2 separate regions of the Homo sapiens genome follow, and region 2 is linked to region 1. Evidence: chromatin loops called from intact Hi-C (ENCODE). Cell type or tissue: dorsolateral prefrontal cortex. All regions are shown on one strand. Each heading gives the region's core, and the rest is flanking DNA. Links, peaks and the distances in the headings are about the cores only. Region 1 overlaps NRXN1 (neurexin 1). Region 2 has its middle 110 kb from the start of MIR548BA.

The links. Peaks named below come from ENCODE experiments on the same cell type or tissue, not always from the same donor. Only the 100,000 strongest peaks of a DNase experiment are listed, where the experiment ranks them.
Region 2: a loop joins it to region 1, with 5 times the contacts of the local background. A loop is called at or near these places in 35 of 110 quality-filtered maps.

What each region holds. Positions count from the first base shown.
Region 1 is chr2:50,491,437-50,494,360 of GRCh38, reverse strand. The region is part of intron 15 of NRXN1 (neurexin 1); the gene reads left to right. Among named protein-coding and RNA genes, the nearest start is that of MIR8485, 200 kb to the left of the region's middle. In dorsolateral prefrontal cortex, for the core only: CTCF peaks have their summits at 1,503, 1,702 (motif pointing right) and 2,643 (motif pointing left); a DNase peak (open chromatin) is centred at 1,720; H3K4me3 peaks cover 881 bases; H3K27ac peaks cover 1,489 bases.
Region 2 is chr2:48,945,576-48,948,499 of GRCh38, reverse strand. No RefSeq gene overlaps it. Among named protein-coding and RNA genes, the nearest start is that of MIR548BA, 110 kb to the left of the region's middle. In dorsolateral prefrontal cortex, for the core only: CTCF peaks have their summits at 1,644 and 1,846 (motif pointing left); a DNase peak (open chromatin) is centred at 1,819.

The DNA of each region.
Region 1 (2,924 bases), core at 326-2,825:
TGTGCTGATCGAGTCACCAAAGCTAAAGCAAAAAGTGCCCTGTTTGTGTAGGTGAGACGTCAGTAAGTATAAGTGAACTTCACTGGAAATTAGGGATACTCTGTTGGAAATTAAAATGGCTAAAAAAAAAGCAGTTTATAATTGGTTGAAGTATGTGGCATGTACAGCCCTACACATTGAGGGTCCAGAGAAGCCGTGTGAGACAATGGATTGTATTTCTTCAGATAGTTAGGACACTGTCTCCTGAGAAGTAAATATCTGCTTATTTTTCATTAACAAATGGAAGTGAAGGTAATAGGAGATTGTAGACTAGGATTCTTTCTGGTGGGGGTACTTACACACCTAAGTACTTCAGAGTTTATTTTTATTAAAGCATTAAGTGATGGATAACTCTGAAGATAAAACAGGCTTTGCCCATAATAAAGAAAAAACACTGTAAGTATGAACTTAAAAATGGCATATTACATAGTATTAAGATATATAGTAATGAACTCTCAGTGTACTTGTGTTTTTTTAAAAAGCACAATTAAAATTGTTTGTGAATTTCCCATGTGAAGGGGCTAATCATTAGTATAGAATAATACCTTCTGCATTGCAGAAAAGTAAGAGCAAGTTTCTAAAATTAGTCCAAGTTTGAGCTAACAAATTGGGTATGTGATCCGATGGCAACAGTCATCCCACGGTGCCTCTTATCATGTGCACCATCAGCTAGAGGGAGTTTGAGAACAGCCTGCTGTGGGGCCTGATGTGTCTTGTCTCCCATCATCACCACTTTGGGTAAGGGTGGCTGTGGGCATTGGCCAGAGCATGAGTATTTATGGAGCATTGACTTTGGAAAGAGGACAACAGGGTTTCTGCAATGCAAAGCTCTCCGTCTCTATGAGAACACTGGCGTTGAGGGAGCACTTATAGGACAGAGAAGGACAGCACTTTTAGGTGCTGTGGAGCTGTAGTGGGGCATTGAAACCAAGCTGGGACCACCTGGAAGGCTTTTTTGCAGCAGTAATGTTTGAGGGATATTTGAAGGGTGAGCAAGAGCAACGAGGCATTTTTTTCTTTTTTCCACCTGGATGCCTGCTGGAATTTAGAGGGACTTATTCATAAAGGAGAACTTCTACATGAACTCTTCGCTCAGACATGGACAGCAGTATTTTCTTTGCATACTAATCATGTAGCACTGAGCTGCAGGAAAAATGAAAGTTGACCTGTTTTGGTCAATAGATTGTATTCTTAAAGAATTAAAGAAAACATCAGATTTACTCTCCATCCTGCTGAGAGTCATTGCAGCCATCTTTGGTGCTTCTCAAAAGAAGGTCAGCCAACTTTAGCTACTTGAGAATCATGTTGTGGTGTTTGCGAAGTTCATATTTCTGGATCCTATCTCAGACCAACCAAGGCAGTAATCATTTGAGAGAGATGCACAGAAAACAGGCATCTTTCTTTTTAAAGTGCATTGACTGATAGAGATGCCATTATTTCAGAGTCCTGAAATAATGCAAGATCTATGTTGAGGCCAAATTTAACTCACTTTTAAATTTTTGTATAAATCCTGGTTTTGCTTTTATTTCAGAATGTTACTGTTTTTTTGTTTGTTTTACCAGCCCTGGGCTGAAGTCACATTGTTGGCTGGTTAGGATTATTAGGAGAATTTTTTTTATCCTCCTTATGTTTTACCATACCTTAAAAAGACACTAGAGGGCAGCAGAAGGCCACAAAACATGCTGCATAGGACCCGGGAGTTGGGGAAACCTCAACCTGCTCCGTTTGCAAGGGGAAGTAGAATTTCTTTTGTTTTCAGACATCTAAAATTCCACAGTTGGCTTTTATAGTGATGCATTCTTTTGTCCGTGGCTCTGTTTCATTATAGGAACAGGACTTTAGTGTAGAACTTTGAAAACTGGGGCTCATGTATTTCATTCTCCACCTTGACTCCAATAGAAACGATCAGAAATGGGTAGGAATCTAATGATCTTTCTCTCAGAAGATAAATTCCATGCAGCTGGCCTTGTTCAGCTTATCTCTCATGACACCGCTCGATTCTCAGGGGGTTGTGTGTCTCTTCCTGCTGATACAGTTTTGCTTTCATCTTTATTTCCCAGCTGTTTGTGTTCTATTCCCTCTGGTTATTATGTACAAGCAGCAACATGCAATGAAAGGAGCAGCAGAAATTTGCTCTCTGGAATGATTTCCTAGCCTAGCTTTGTATTCATTTTAGGACTTCTGAGCCCTGCCTTCTTTAGAGAGATAAATGGTTGGTGCGATTCCTCCTTGTGTTCCTTCTCTTGTTCCTGTATTTGGCAAATTTGTATGTTAGGATGTGCATATATATGGGAGGGAGCTAATATTTATTAAGTGCCTACTAAATGCTAAATAGATTTAACTGAAGTTACTGTATTTAATCCTTGCAATTACCCAGGGATTTAAATTGAGGTCAGTCTTGCTCATTTATTAATCTAGTTGAGGGAAAAAATAGGGAGGAAGAATTGCTTTTGGCCCCCACCTTCAATGAGTACCCTTCTTTAAAGCATTAGCTAAGTTTATCCTTCAGCAAATTGAGGATATATATAGTTTACTTGATAGGGGGAAAATTAAAGATTCCTAGCTGTGTAGCATAGAGTGCCCTCAGGTGGCCACCTAGCAAAACTACATAAAACTGAGTACAGTGATTTATTTATGGGCCACATCTAGGTCAGCCCAGGCAGTACTTTGTCCTTTCTTCCTCCTCTGTTCTCCCTCTCAAACCCAAAACTCCTTCAAGGATTTTGAGCTCTGGCATTGTCTTCATTGTCTTCTGATCTTGCCCCTTTTCCTTCTTACCAGGATCATCACCCATTTATCTCCTCCTCAACCTTCCTAGTATTCCTCCTTAAATCTCACCCTGAAGGCAACTGCCTGCTATTGTTCATCCTGCTACGAAGCCACTT
Region 2 (2,924 bases), core at 323-2,822, 1.5 Mb after region 1:
TCTCAGGGCAGGCACAGTGGTTCATGCCTATAATCCCAGCACTTTGGGAGGCCGAGGAGAGAGGATTGCTTGAGGCCAGGAATTCAAGACCAGCCTGGGCAACATAGGAAGACCCTGTCTTTTTTAAAAAAATGTTTAATTAGCTGGTTGTTGTGGTACATGTCTGTATTCCCAGCTACTTGGGAGACTGAGGCAGGAGGAGTATCACCTGAGCTCAGGAGTTCAAGGTTACAGTGGGCTATGATCATGCCACTGTAGTCTATTTCTAGCCCGAGTAACAAAGTGAGACCCTATCTCAAAACAAACAAAACAACGAAAATTTCTCAAAGGCAGAAACTCATGAGAGGAGTGAATAGACAGTCACAAAACCATATCCTCTATAGGGTACAGTTCCTGCCATAATTTAATTCATTTTTTTCTCTCAGCATATGCTTTCAAACTCCCGTCTCTCTTTAGCTGTTCCTTTCCTTCCAGGAAAGATCAAATCTTCATCTATTTTGATTCTATTCTATTCTAATAAGAAGATATAGAATGGTTAGGATAAAGTCTTTCATGGCTTCTCCTATCAGAAAGGATACAATCCAGTTCCTTCAAGTAATTCTGGGTAATCACTAATTACTCTGAAACCGAGCAAGACGCTTTCTGTGGCTCCATTATGGAATTTCTGGATTAGAGAGGACAGAATCAAATTCCTTTTCTCTGCCAAAGGCTATTTATCATTTGAAAAGCATCCTGTGAAAAACTGAGAAAAACAGTTATAACTTGAGCCTCCAAGAAATTTACCCCACTAAGGACATTATTTTCTCCTAGTAAAATAGTATCAATTTATAAGCCAAATAATTTATTTCTGCATAACTGGCTAAGATGTCCCTCATACAAGGCCCTTTGATTAAGCATGAAATAAAACCCACTGCCATTATTTATTATATTGACTCTCAGATTGAAAATAAGGCCTTAACATTGAATAAAGATGTATCATAAGCCCTCCTTATGTCCCTCAACTGTAAAATTGGAACACAAGACCATCATCATGGCTTTTTATGAGGCTTCAGTGACAACTAAGGGGGTTCAACTAATCAATAATAATAATGGAATTCCCAACAATGAACATCTTCTACTTCACCTTTCTGTGGCTCTAGACACACATGCAGACACACACACACCCCACAATGCCTTTATAGAACATTTTCCCTTTCAGTTTTTTCCTCTATTCCTTTCTCTACTCTCAGTCTGTAGCAAAGACTCTCACTCCCGGTTCTCCCAGTGAGAGAAAGATCTTTTACTAAGACTCCATCCACGTGACCAAGGAAGAAAGTTAAAATTAGAAAAAAAGTAGACCAAGACCAACCAAGATTCCTCAGTGCCTTCTTTCTTCTCCTACTGTAGACACACTACACCTCCACCTCTTTTTCCCCACCACTAAAAGAACAGGAAAAGGTCTTGGGGAAAACTGGCACAGCCGCTGACAAGGTAGATATCATCATCTCCCATTTTACAGGTGAAGTAGCTGAAGCCCTTGGAAGGAAAATGACTTCCCAAATATGCTACAAGCAGCAACAGGTGAACTAGAATGCAGATTTTGTGCTTCCTAAGACAGTATTCTCCCCATTTCCCCCACTGTAGGTTTCTAACCAGGTACTCAAGTGTTCTCAGTTCATCATAGTCTGTATAGTCAGAAGGACACTAACATTCCCTAATTTTTATTACTTCAAGTATCAACCATTTCACAACACCAAAAAAGCTTCTCTATGTCAATGTAATAGGTTTCAACCACCTGCAGTCGACTGTATGCCACCCTTTGTTAGTGGGCAGCTTGCCAGGCTAATACAAGATCACCATCTAGTGGTGAAATCAAGTAACTACAGGCTACACAGTAAATCAGATTCTTCTCTGCACCCCCCACATCTAACCCCAAGCCTATGGGCTAAGCCACTGCTTATGTTATTTTCAGCAAACTTCCAGAAATAATTTACAAATAAAATTGATAATTTTCCATTACATAAAACATGACATAATTTTAAAATTCTTTTGAGATTTAGGCATCTACCAGGTCAATATAAATATACTTAGACTCACATACACATAATTTTCTACCTGCCCAGCTGATTGCTCTTAGCAGCCTGCAGCTTGACATCCAGTGAGGCTCCAAGTGAAAACTAGAGATGAACCACATTGCAGATGGTTGTAGATAATCACAACTTCAGGTAAGTGCTGGACTCTACTTTCATTAAAGTTGTTCCAGAGGCAGTATCAGAAAGTACTCTCCAAACAAAAATAGCTGCTTCTAAAAAGAATGTGAATGTTGATTTCACTCCCAAACAAGTATTTCTTGAACATCTATTATAAGCTACAAAAAATAATATGAAGTATCTTAGATAAGCATTGAACGGTCCTTTAGCAATCTAGATTCTGCCCACTACTCATTATTTTATGGAACCTGCTACCATCATAGTAAACAAATATACATATTTTAAACACAAAACTCTATAATCATTTTTTAACACAATCACCATGAGCTTCTCTGCCGCCCTTAACACCGTTGACAAAGTACTCATCCTAAAAGCCTCTCCCATTTTTAATTCTTAGACCTGCACACCTCTGATAATGCTTCTAGTTTTTAGTCTCCCCATGCCTCCCAACAATGTATGTATCCTCCAAGGATATAACCTGGGGCTCCCTGTCTTTTTTTGTCTTTATTTTCACAATCTATCACATTTATGATTTTGACTATAGTATCCGTATATCCATTCCTGACGTCTACTCTAAGCTCTAGTTTAACTTTTTTTTTTTTTTTTGAGACGGAATCTCGCTCTGTCACCAGGCTGGAGTACAATGGCGGGATCTAGGCTCACTGCAACCTCCACCTCTCGGGTTCAAGCGATTCTCCTGCCTCAGTCTCCCAAGTAGCTGAGACTACAGGTGCA